2 separate regions of the Homo sapiens genome follow, and region 2 is linked to region 1. Evidence: read pairs that join two places in POLR2A ChIA-PET (ENCODE). Cell type or tissue: Caco-2. All regions are shown on one strand. Links, peaks and the distances in the headings refer to the core of each region. The heading gives the core; the rest is flanking DNA.

The links. ChIA-PET counts read pairs that join two places held together with the same protein. Peaks named below come from ENCODE experiments on the same cell type or tissue, not always from the same donor. Only the 100,000 strongest peaks of a DNase experiment are listed, where the experiment ranks them.
Region 2: POLR2A ChIA-PET joins it to region 1 with 5 read pairs; 2 of 35 experiments call an interaction of 5 or more read pairs at or near these places.

The regions. Positions count from the first base shown.
Region 1 is chr17:75,961,931-75,968,243 of GRCh38, forward strand. The region is part of intron 2 of ACOX1 (acyl-CoA oxidase 1); the gene reads right to left. Among named protein-coding and RNA genes, the nearest start is that of ACOX1, 14 kb to the right of the region's middle. In Caco-2, for the core only: no CTCF peak of the experiment used is centred there; no DNase peak of the experiment used is centred there.
Region 2 is chr17:76,530,327-76,535,482 of GRCh38, forward strand. It overlaps CYGB (cytoglobin), which reads right to left. Exons shown (of 4, transcript NM_134268.5): 2 at 1,134-1,365; 3 at 653-816. It also overlaps a transcript of PRCD not described here. Among named protein-coding and RNA genes, the nearest start is that of CYGB, 4.8 kb to the right of the region's middle. RefSeq lists enhancers at 1-314, 315-1,048. In Caco-2, for the core only: no CTCF peak of the experiment used is centred there; a DNase peak (open chromatin) is centred at 1,943.

The DNA of each region.
Region 1 (6,313 bases), core at 941-4,940:
AGCGAGACAGAACATAGTAGTTCTCTCAGAGTGACAGTATGACCCCCAGATTATAGTTTTTCCTCGATGCAATTTCAATAATGCTTCTAGGCTGGGATTTTTTTTCTGTTTTGTCCACAAAACATCCAGCGTAGAACCATATTCCTCACATAGCTCTGATCATTTCATTCAGATTCATCATGTCAAATATTCGGCCACGCTCTACTGAAACACTTTAATACAAAAACTGACAGTGCTCTTCATCCCAATAATTTATTTCAGAAATTAAAAAAGACATGCAATTTCTAGTGAAGACCATAATAACGACAAGTTACAGATTCATGCATAAGCTCTCCGTGACAATTATACAGAAATTATCATTAATGATAATAAACAGCTTTATTAGTTTTAAATCAACTTTCTGGGGTCATTCTTTTCCACTTAAAACGTGCAGGGGACAGGATTCTGTGTGAATTTTTGCTAGGGATAGGAAGTCGTTCTATAGGCCTTTGCATTTTTCCACATTACTGGTATTCTGTGTAATTGCCAGCTCCAAATCCGTCAACTCCATATTGCTCTTATCATTCTATGTGTCTTTGAAATGAGCATAAATGACAGTTCAGTTTTTAAATTGCTGTTTGTTCCTTGCAAGGTAGGGAGGAAAAGAACCAGGGCACACTGCTCAGACAAGTGCTAATCAATGACTTCTTCCAATCTAGTGGCTAGGCTTTCAGCTAAGCAATCACACTTTAGAAAAAGAAAAATCAAAGTATGTGTGACTGAATCCCTCATTTTACAGAGGAGAAATTAAGGCTGAGATGAATTAAATGCCTTGCTCAGGGAAAAAAGAAAATGGCAAAACAAGGACAAGAATCTCGTCACCATGGGAGCTGAGCAAGGGGTAAAACATGGACATGCAGAATGGAGTAACAGACACAGGGGCCAGGCGCGGTGGCTCACGCCTGTAATCCCAGCACTTTGGGAGGCCGAGGCAGGGGGATCACCTGAGGTTGGAGTTCAAGACCAGCCTGGTCAACAGGGTGAAACCCCATCTCTACTAAAAATACAAAAACTAGCTGGGCGTGGTGGTGGGTACCTGTAATCCCAGCTACTTGGGAGGCTGAGGCAGGAGAATCACTTGAACCCAGGAGGCAAAGGTTGCAGTGAGCCACGATGGCACCACTGCACTCCAGCCTGGGCGACAGAGACTCTGTCTCGAAAAACAAAAAACAACAACGAACAAAACAGACACTGGAGGCTCCAGAATGTGGAAGGATGGGAGGGGTATGAGGCCTGAAAAGTTACCTACTGGGTACTATGTTCACTATTTGGGCAATGGGTACTGCAAAATCCCAGACTTCACCATTACATAATATATACATGTAAGGAAATGGCACTTGTACCCCCTAAACCTATTTTTTAAAAAAAGAACCACCTTGTCACCTCGTCCTGTCTCCTAGCTGGGGAAATTACTGCACAAGCATAGCATGGACTAAAGACTGTGACTGCAGGCCGGGCGCGGTGGCTCACACCTGTAATCCCAGCACTTTGGGAGGCCAAGGTGGGCGGATCATGAGATCAGGAGATCGAGACCATCCTGGCCAACAAGGTGAAACCCCTCTCTACTAAAAATACAAAAATTAGCCAGGTGTGGCAGCGCCAGCCTCTAATCCCAGCTACTCGGGAGGCTGGGGTAGAAGAATCCTTGAACCCGGGAGGCGGAGGCTGCAGTGAACGGAGATCGTGCCACTGAACTCCAGCCTGGCAACAGAGCAAGACTCTATCTAAAAAAAAAAAAAGACTGTGACTGTAATGAAGATGCTAAAAAGACATGCTGAAAAAGCCAGGGCTGTCCTTAGAAGCCTCAAAAATGGAAATCCCACAAGGTGTCACCACTGGTAGAGACTCCGTGACGGGTTCACAGGGTTTCCTGGTACTATTTTTGTAACTTCCTATGACTCTACAATCATTTCAAAATTAAAAAAAAAAAAAGGCCAGGCACGGTGGCTCATGCCTATAATCCCAGTACTTTGGGGGGCCAAGGTGGGCGGATCACTTGAGGTCAGGAGTTCGAGACCAGCCTGGGCAACATGGTGAAACCCCATCTCTACTAAAAATACAAAAATTAGCTGGGCATGGTGGCAGGCGCTGGTTATCCCAGCTACTCAGGAGGGTGAGGCACGAGAATTGCTTGAACCTGGGAGGCAGAGGTTGCAGTGAGCCAAGATCGCACCACTGCATTCTAGCCTGGGGGACAAGACTCCATCTCAAAAAAAAAAAAAAAAAAAAATTAATAGCGGAAATCCCAAGAAAAACACATTCATGGGATGAGAGTGCCTTTCACTCAAACAGAAATGTCAACTGTCCCCAGCCTTTTGAGTACTGTCTAGGAAGAAAATTCAATGTGCACTTAGAACCTGGAAGGTGAAAACTGAGTTAGGACTGAAACCTGGGACCAGACACTTTTCATGCTTTTATGGAAGGTTATTTTACTTCACTAGAAATCAGAGCAATTCCTGGTGAAGGAAAGGCCACTATCAAGCACCCATCAGCCTCTGGAAGATTTACATCTGAGTGTACCACAGAGTGAAGATGCACGCTAAGGGTTACAACAAATGCGCTCAGTAGGGCAGGGGTAAAACCACTATAATCACAAATGGTTCTGACACTAAAGAATGTTTTCAGGAAAAAAATATTTCTTCCAAATAAGACAAGGATTATTCAGATGTGGATGAAATTTAGAAATGTTACAAGGAGAAAGTGAACTGCATAGTTTTTTGACTTAAGCCAAGTATTTGTTTTAAAAGCTGCTTATGCATGATAAAGATATTATTTTTAAATAATTTATCGTAAAATTACGAAGCACCAACATTATACTTAGTGAAGGGCTAGAGTCAGCTCTTTTAAAACCAAAACATCAAAAGGCATCCCCAGCCTCTCTTTCCACATGATACAAGGCTGGAAAGGCTGACAATCAATACTGAGGAAAAACCAATTAGACTAATCATATATGAGAAAGGAAGAAATAAAAAGCAGCTCTGTAGAAAGCATGAGTATCATCCTAGGAAATCAATAATGTCAACAAAATACCACAATAAGTGAATTGAGAAAAGCTGCAGGCTATAAGGGAAAAAAAATTAACAGCACTCAGGCGTGGTGGCTCACACCTGTTAATACCAGCACTTTGAGAGGCCGAGGAGGGCGCATCACGAGGTCAGGAGATTGAGACCATCCTGGCTAACACGGCGAAACCCCATCTCTACTAAAAATACAAGAAAATTAGCCGGGTGTGGTGGCGGGCGCCTGTAGTCCCAGCTACTCGGGAGGCTGAGGCAGGAGAATGGCGTGAACCCAGGAGGCGGAGCTGGCAGTGAGCCGAGATCGCCCCACTGCACTCCAGCCTGGGCGACAGAGCGAGACTCTGTCTCAAAAAAAAAAAAAAAAAACCCAGAAAAAAGATAAATACCTAATAGGGTGGGAAAAAAAGATAAAAATAACAGGAAAGAAATAGCTTCCCAAGAAAAGACAAGGCTTCAATATAAAACTAACTTAAAATTCCAGATAGAGAAGGAGAAAAACACATTTAATTCCTGTAGAATTTTTTTTTAGAACCTGACAGATTCAGATCAGAATTCATCTAGAATAAGCAAGCTTAAATACCAAATACACGTATCTTGAAATGTAACAACAGTAGGCTTATCCTATCAGATTTTTAAATACCTTACAAGCCTGGGCAACACAGCAAGATCCTATCTCTACTAAAAATTTAAAAAATCAACTGGGCGCGGTGTCACGAGCCCATACTCTCAACTACTCGGGAGACTGAGGCAGGAGGATCCCTTCAGTCTAGGAGATCAAGGCTGCAGTGAGCTATGATCAAACCTCTGCACTCCAGCCTGGGCAGCAGAGCAAGAACCCGTCTTTCAAAAATAAAAATATGCCAGGCCCAGTGGCTCACTCCTGTAATCCCAGCACTTCGGGAGGCTGAGGCAGGCAGATCACCTGAGGTCAAGAGTTCGAGACCAGCCTGGCCAACATGGTGAAACCCCATCTCTACTAAAAATACAAAAATTAGATGGGCATGGTAGCACATGCCTGTAATCCCAGCTACTCGGGAGGCTAAGGCAGAAGAATTGCTTGAACCTGGGAGGCAGAGGTTGCAGGGAGCTGAGATCATGCCACTGCACTCCAGGCTGGGTGACAGAGCAAGACTCCATCTCGAAAAAGAAAAAAAATAATAAATAAAAATAATAAAATAAAAAATAAAGGCCAGGTGCGGTGGCTCGTGCCTGTAATCCCAGCACTTTGGGAGGCTGAGGTGGGTGGATCACGGGGTCAGGAGTTTGAGACCAGCCTGACCAACATGGTGAAACTCCGTTTCTACTAAAAATATAAACATTAGCTGAGCATGGTGGTGCACGCCTGTAATCCCAGCTACTCAGGGGGCTGAGGCAGGAGAATCGCTTGAACCCGGGAGGCGGAGGTTGCAGGCAGCTGAAATCACACCATTGCACTCCAGCCTGGGCAACAGAGCAAGACTCCGTCTTAAAAATAAATAAAAAATTAAAATAAAAAAATAAAAAATAAAAATAAAAATAGAGTAAAAAGTCTTGGCTGGGCACGGTGGCTCACGCCTGTAATCCCAGCATTCTGGGAGGCCGAGGTGGGTGAATCACGAGGTCAGGAGTTTGAGACCAGCCTGGCCAACATGGTGAAACCTCGTCTCTACTAAAAATACAAAAAATTAGCTGGGCGTGGTGGCAGGCACCTGTAATTCCAGCTACTGGGGAGGCTGAGGTAGAATCGCTTGAATCCAGGAGGCAGAGGTTGCAGTGAGCCATGACTGCGCCACTGCACTCCAGCCCAGGTGACAGTGCGAGATTCTGTCTCAAAAAAATTTTATAAAGCACCAGTGGTCAAAATTTATGTTAGAAGAAAAACAAAGAAAGAAATAAACCTATCAATGTAATATATTTAAGGTTCCAGAAATAAATTTAACCTATTATAAAACTCTAAGACAAACCAGAAAGGACATAATGGGAATAAGATAATAATGGGAAAAAGCCACTAGTTAACAATGAACATTAGAAATCTCGGAAGCTGCGCCACTGCACCCCAGCCTGGGTGACAGAGTGAGACTCTTGTCTCTCAAAAAAAAGAAAAAAGAAGTACAAAAAAAAAAAATCTAGAAAACCATGAGATTCATTCTCACTCTGTATCATATACAAGTCAAATCATTAAACAGAAACCAAACAAAAATATTAGAAGAAAACAGAAGAGGCCGGGCGTGGTGGCTCACGCCTGTAATCCTAGCACTTTGGGAGACCGAGGCGGGTGGATCACAAGGTCAGGAGATCGAGACCATCCTGACCAACATGGTGAAACCCCATCTCTACTAAAAATACAAAAATTAGCTGGGTGTGGTGGTGGGCACCTGTGATCCCAGCTACTCGGGAGGCTGAGCCAGGAGAATGGCTTTGAACCCAGGAGGCAGAGGTTACAGTGAGCCAAGATGATGCCACTGCACTCCAGCCTGGTGACAGAGGAAGACTATGTCTCAAAAAAAAAAACCCAGAAGAAAACTATCCAAGTTATGGAAAAGATAAAATTTATACCTATGCAGAGAAGGATGTGTTAAATATATAAAGCAAAAACGTTTAGCAAAGCAGAAAATAATTTAAAAAATCGAAATATATATATATATACATACATATATATATACATACATATATATACGTATATATATACATACATATATATACATATATATACGTATATATATACATACATATATATACATATATATATACACATATATATATATACACGTATATATATATATATTTTTTGAGACAGCATGTCACTCTGTCACCCAGGCTGGAGTGCAGTGGCACGATCTCGGCTCACTGCAACCTCCACCTCCCAGGTTCAAGCGATTCTCCTGCTTCAGCCTTCCGAGTAGCTAGAATTACAGGTGCCGCCACCACTCCCAGCTAATTTTTAGATTTTTAGTACAGACAGGTTTCACCATGTTGGCCAGACTGGTCTCAAACTCCTGATCTCAAGTGATCCACCCACTTCGGCCTCCCAAAGTGCTGGGATTACAGGCGAGAGCCATTGCACCCAGCCAAAAAACCGTATTTTATACATAGAAAACACAAACAGTAAATCAAAACACGTAATAACATCCAGGCTTACTAGTAATGGGAAATTAAAACATTAAGTGTTAGAAATATATTAAAGTAGGCCAAGTGCAGTGGCTCACGCCTGTAATCCCAGCACTTTGGGAGGCCGAGGCGGGCGGATCACGAGGTCAGGAGATCGAGACCATCCT
Region 2 (5,156 bases), core at 1-4,000, 570 kb after region 1:
TCAGCAGGAGTCACAGAGGGCGGCCACCCTCCTTGAGCCACCTCCTGGGCCCAGAACTGGAAGCCCAGCCTCCAGGTCAGCCTGGAAGTAAACATGCCCCTGCTCGTGTGCGTGTGAGCGACACCCATGTAGCTTCCTCGTGGGCTGGGGTGTGTGTGTGTGTGTATGTGTCCTCGTGATCCTCCGGGCTCTAGCCCTATTGAGGCAGAGGGCATTTAGCAGCACTGGTCGGCATGAGATGAAAAAACAGCCCCTTGTGATTGGCACCCAGGGAGGAAGTGGCTGGGCTGACCTGGGCTGCCTCCGAGCCTGATGATCGGACCTTACCGCCAGGAGCCTCTGGCGCCTCTCTGCCTGGGCAGCTGTGGCTTTGGGTGCTCTGAGCTCTCCCTGGCTCTAGGGAAGGGGAAGGCTCTTTGGGAGGATTTTTGCTCAGGGCTCATGGCTCTGAGCAGCCTGAAGTCACAGGGGAGCCATCTTGAAGGCCTTTCCTATTATGCCTGTTCTTACATGTCAGACCCCAGGGTTGGCCTGCCTCAAGTGTGCCTGCCCAGGTGATCAGCCCCAGGGCCTCAGGAGATATGGGAGACCTCGGGGACAGCAGAGGACATGGCGGGGAGGCTGCCCAGCCCACCCTCGCCCGCCTCCTCACGTGGTGGCGTTGGGGACCTGCTGCACCCAGCCCACTTCCTTGTAGGCAGCGGTCACGTGGCTGTAGATGAGGCCACGCAGCTTGGCCCAGGCTCTCTGCGTCTCAGGTGGGAAGTCACTGGCAAATTCCTCGGCGACCACCTCCAGAATGACCCCAGAGAGGATCTGGGGGCAAAGGGAGGAAGGGGGAGTGAACGCCCGGGCGCCCTGCGTCCTGCAACCCCCAGGCCCCTCCGCCCCACGTGTGGCCGAGAGGATCATTCCTAACGCAACAGTCTGGCAGCTTTGGGAACCCCGTGCTCTCAGGACAAGGGTTGCCCTGGACCCAGCCCCTCCATCCTGCTGCCGGGCACTGCCCCTCCCTCTCGCAGCCACTCCGGGGATCACCTCTGTTGCTCCAGAGAGCCGTCGCAGAGCCTGCGAGCTGCAGATGGCCATGACGCGTGGGCGGTGGGGGCTCTGCAGCAGATGGGGGCGCATACCTTGAAGTACACCGGTTCCACCTTGTGCTTGAGGGCGTGGGCTTTCCCCACAAGGGCGAGCACAGAGGACACCTTGTCGGGGTCATGCAGGTTCTCCACGACAGTGTTGAGGGCCCCCATGACTCGGCAGGCGTGCTTCCGCAGCTGGGGGCTCCGCTCCATCTCCAGGGGATCCTCCATGTGCTTGAACTGGCTGAAGTACTGCTTGGCCGAGGGGAAGTTCACAAAGAACCTGGCAAGAGGAACAGGGGTGGTCGCTGAAGCTGGAGGCTGCCTCGGGCCCACCCTGAAGCTTCCAGGATAGTGGGGGCTGAAGAAGTGGACCGCAGTGCTCCCCACCCCCGCACCGTCACTGTTTTCACTACCATCAGTAGACCTCAGCATAGACCCTCCTCCCTCTGGCCAAGCCGGCTCACCCCTACCAAGTCTGGCCATGTCTATCTGCCAGGCTTGCTCAGGCTGGCGGCTTCATCTCCTAGGCCTCTGTCTTCCTCGCTTCTTGCTTCCTTCCCAAACTCTACACCCCCTTCAAGCCCTGCTCTAGTCATAGCCGAGAGGGTAAGAACTCAGGTTCTGGAATCATGAGTTGATCTGAAATTAAATCCTCTCTAGTTGGACTGAAATTGTTCTGACTCTCCCAAAATACTGCTTTCATGAAGTCATGCTTATGCTCAAAAACATTCAATGGCTCCCTATTGTCTGCCAAAGTGAAACTCCTTAACCGGGCATTCCAGACTTCTGAACTGTCCCCCACCCGCTTCTTCAAACTCATGTCCACATTCCCCACTATACTCGCATCATCCCTGTCCTGGCTCAGCGGCTTTACTTACAGTTGGGAAAATGTTCCTCGGGTGAGCCACATTCCTTTCTACTACCCTTTTCCTGTGTCAGACATGCCTTACCTGGAGCAGGCTGGCCCAGGGGAAATGCTTTGCCCCTGAGGCCATTGGCACTACTCAGGTGACCTTCCCTGCCCTCCTTCCAGCGTGTCAGACTGGATCCCAAGGCTCTCACGCACCCTCTGACCCCCTGCCCTAGCTGGGGCCCTGCAGTGTGAAAAATGACAATGGCTTTTTTTTTTTTTTTTTTTGAGATGGAGTCTCACTCTGTCATCCAGGCTGGAGTGTGGTGGTGCAATCTTGGCTCGCTGCAACCTCTGCCTCCTGGGTTCAAGTGATTCTCTTGCCTCAGCTTCCTGAGTAGCTGGGACTACAGGCATCCATCACCACGCCCGGCTAGCTAATTTTTTGTATTTTTAGTAGAGACAGGGTTTCACCATGTTGGCCAGGCTGGTCTCAAATTCCTGACCTCAGGCGATCCGCCTGCCTCAGCCTCCCAAAGTGCTGGGATTACAGGTGTGAGCCACCACGCCCGGCCGACAATGACTTTTTCACCTCCCCTCCCTGTCGGGGCTGGATGTCATGTGAGACATGGGCACCGACTCAATCAGAACTTAAATAACTTAAGTGAATCCCCAGAAAATGTATGGAGTGGCCTGGACCTGTTCTTCCAGGTTGTTCTGCCCCTTCGTGTGTCCCCTTTGCGATCAGAGAGAGCTGATAATTTGCGGAAGTAGCCCTTTGGCCAGGAGTCGAGTCTCAGATGTGAGGGCTGGAACAGATGCGGAGAGGGCATCTGGCCGGGTCATCCCTGCTGCTGGTGGAACTGCTATTGGCGGGGAAGTTTGCACAGTGACCAGGGCACAGTCTGTGTGGAGACTCAGGAGGGCCCCTCTCAGAGGCCAACTGTGACCTTGGGCAAACCGCTTCACAAGCTCCCTGTTTGCAGAAGGGCAAGAGGAGGGCCCCCGCTCACTGCTTCATGGATACACGGGTGAGGACACGTGAGGCGACGGGTCTGAAAATACATTGAATTTTCTGGAGAAGCACTGTAATGAGGGACAAATGTGAAAAACCCAATTTGGACTTAAACAAGCATCTCAGACTTTGGAGGTTTTACAATTGCAATAAAAAATAATGATATGGCCGGGCACGGTGGCTCACGCCTATAATCCTAGCACTTTACGAGGCCGAGGCGGGTGGATTGCTTGAGCTCAGGCATTTGAGACCAGCCTGGGCAATGTGGCAAACCCTGTCTCTACAAAATACAAAAAATTAGCCAGGTGTGGTGGCACACACCTTTGATTCCAGCTACTCAGGGGCCTAAAGTGGGAGGATCACTTGAACCCGGGAGGCCAAGGCTGCAGGGAGCCAAGATTGTGCCATTGCACTCCAGCCTGGGTGACAGAGTGAGACCCTGAATCCAAAGAAATAATGATAATAATAATAATAAAAGGTCAGGTGTGGTGGCTCATGCCTGTAGAACTTTGGGAGGCCAAGGCAGGAAGATCACTTGAGGCCAGGAGTTTGAGACCAGCCTGGGCAACATAGTGAGATCCTGTCTCCAGAAAAAAAGAAAAAAATTGGCTGGGTGTGGTGGTGCCCGTCTGTAGTCCTAGCTACTTGGGAGGCTGCAGCAGGAAGATCCGATCGCATCACGAGCCCAGGATTGGAGGCTGCCATGAGCCATGATGGCGCCACCGTACTCCAGCTTGGGTGACAGAGCAAGACCCTGACAAAATAATAACAATGATATATATATTTGCCTGCTGTGTTACAATGTTATTGTACCTTTTTTCTTTTTCTTTCTTTCTTCTTTCTTTCTTTCTTTCTCTCTCTCTTTCTCTTTCTCTCTCTCTCTCTCTCTCTCTCTCTCTCTTTCTTTCTTTCTTTCTTGAGACAGAATCTTACTCTGTTGCCCAGGCTGCAGTGCACTGGTGCAATCTTGGCTCACTGCAACCTCTGCCTCCTGGGTTCAAGGGATTCTCCTGTCTCAGCCTCACAAAGTTAGCTGGGATTACAGGTGCCCGCCACCACACCCGGCTAATTTTTGTGTTTTTAGTAGAGACGGGGTTTCGCCATGCTGGCCAGGCTGGTGTCGAACTCCTGACCTCCGGTGATCTGCCTGCCTCGGCCTCACAAAGTGCTGGGATTACAGGTGTGAGCCACGGTGCCCGGCCTGTTATTGTATTTAATTGCCACAGCTAAGCGGGTATTACCTCTATTTTACTGATGAGGAAACAACAGGGAACATTTATTGAGCACTTACTGTACGATCTCACGAATCCTTGCAATTCTCTCCTGAGGTAGGCACTGTTTTAATCCCCATCCTATGAATTAGGAATTGATGTCCAAGATTGCCCAACAAAGTAGATGGCAGTGCCAGGAAGGGGCCCAGGCAGGCCCGCTTTGACAGTTTCCCTACACTGCCTGGAGAGACAGCTGTGCCAGGGGATCGTGGCCTGGTAACCAGGTGTCTCCTGCCTCAACACCCACCACCGGGTTGTGGCCCTGAGGAATGACAGTCTCAGGGAGTCCCCACCCAGACCCTCCACGGTTCTGTGGCCCCTGGGGCCCATGTGCCTGGCTCCTTCCTCCTGGCTCTGCGGTGTTTCCACCTGAGACCCTCCCGGTCTCAGCCTGTGCTGCCAGGGAGGAGCCTCCACAGCCAGCCCTGGGGAGTTTCTCAGCTCCCAGAGGCATCTGGGCTTCCAAGAGAGCCTGAAATAGGCCTGTCTGAGTGTGAGGAGGAAGGTGTCAGAGTTACAACCAGCAGGGAGGGTGGGTGTTCCCTCTTGGTCTCCTCCCTGGCAGGGAATGGAAGTGTGGGGTCTGCCTCAGGCTCTAAAGCAACGCCTCCTCCACCCCCACCAATGTGGCAACTTCTCCAGGTTGGGGGTGTGGAAGTGCAGCTGCCTCCTTCCTGCCCTGCAGGCTCATAAGGGCTGAGGGTGCTGGCCTGGCGCAGTGGGGAGGGCAGAGGTGAGAGTGCTGGCCAGAGGGCTGCAGCTGGGGTCTTGACCTTGAGGATGTGTATGTTGTGTGTGGGAAGACAGGGTGCTGTGTCAAGACTGACGGGCCCAGGATCTGAGAAGGGACCTTCAGGAGCCCTTATCCCCCTTTCTTCCCCTTCCCCCACTGACCAGGCCCTGGACAGAGACAGGAGGAGAGAAAAAGGAAAGCA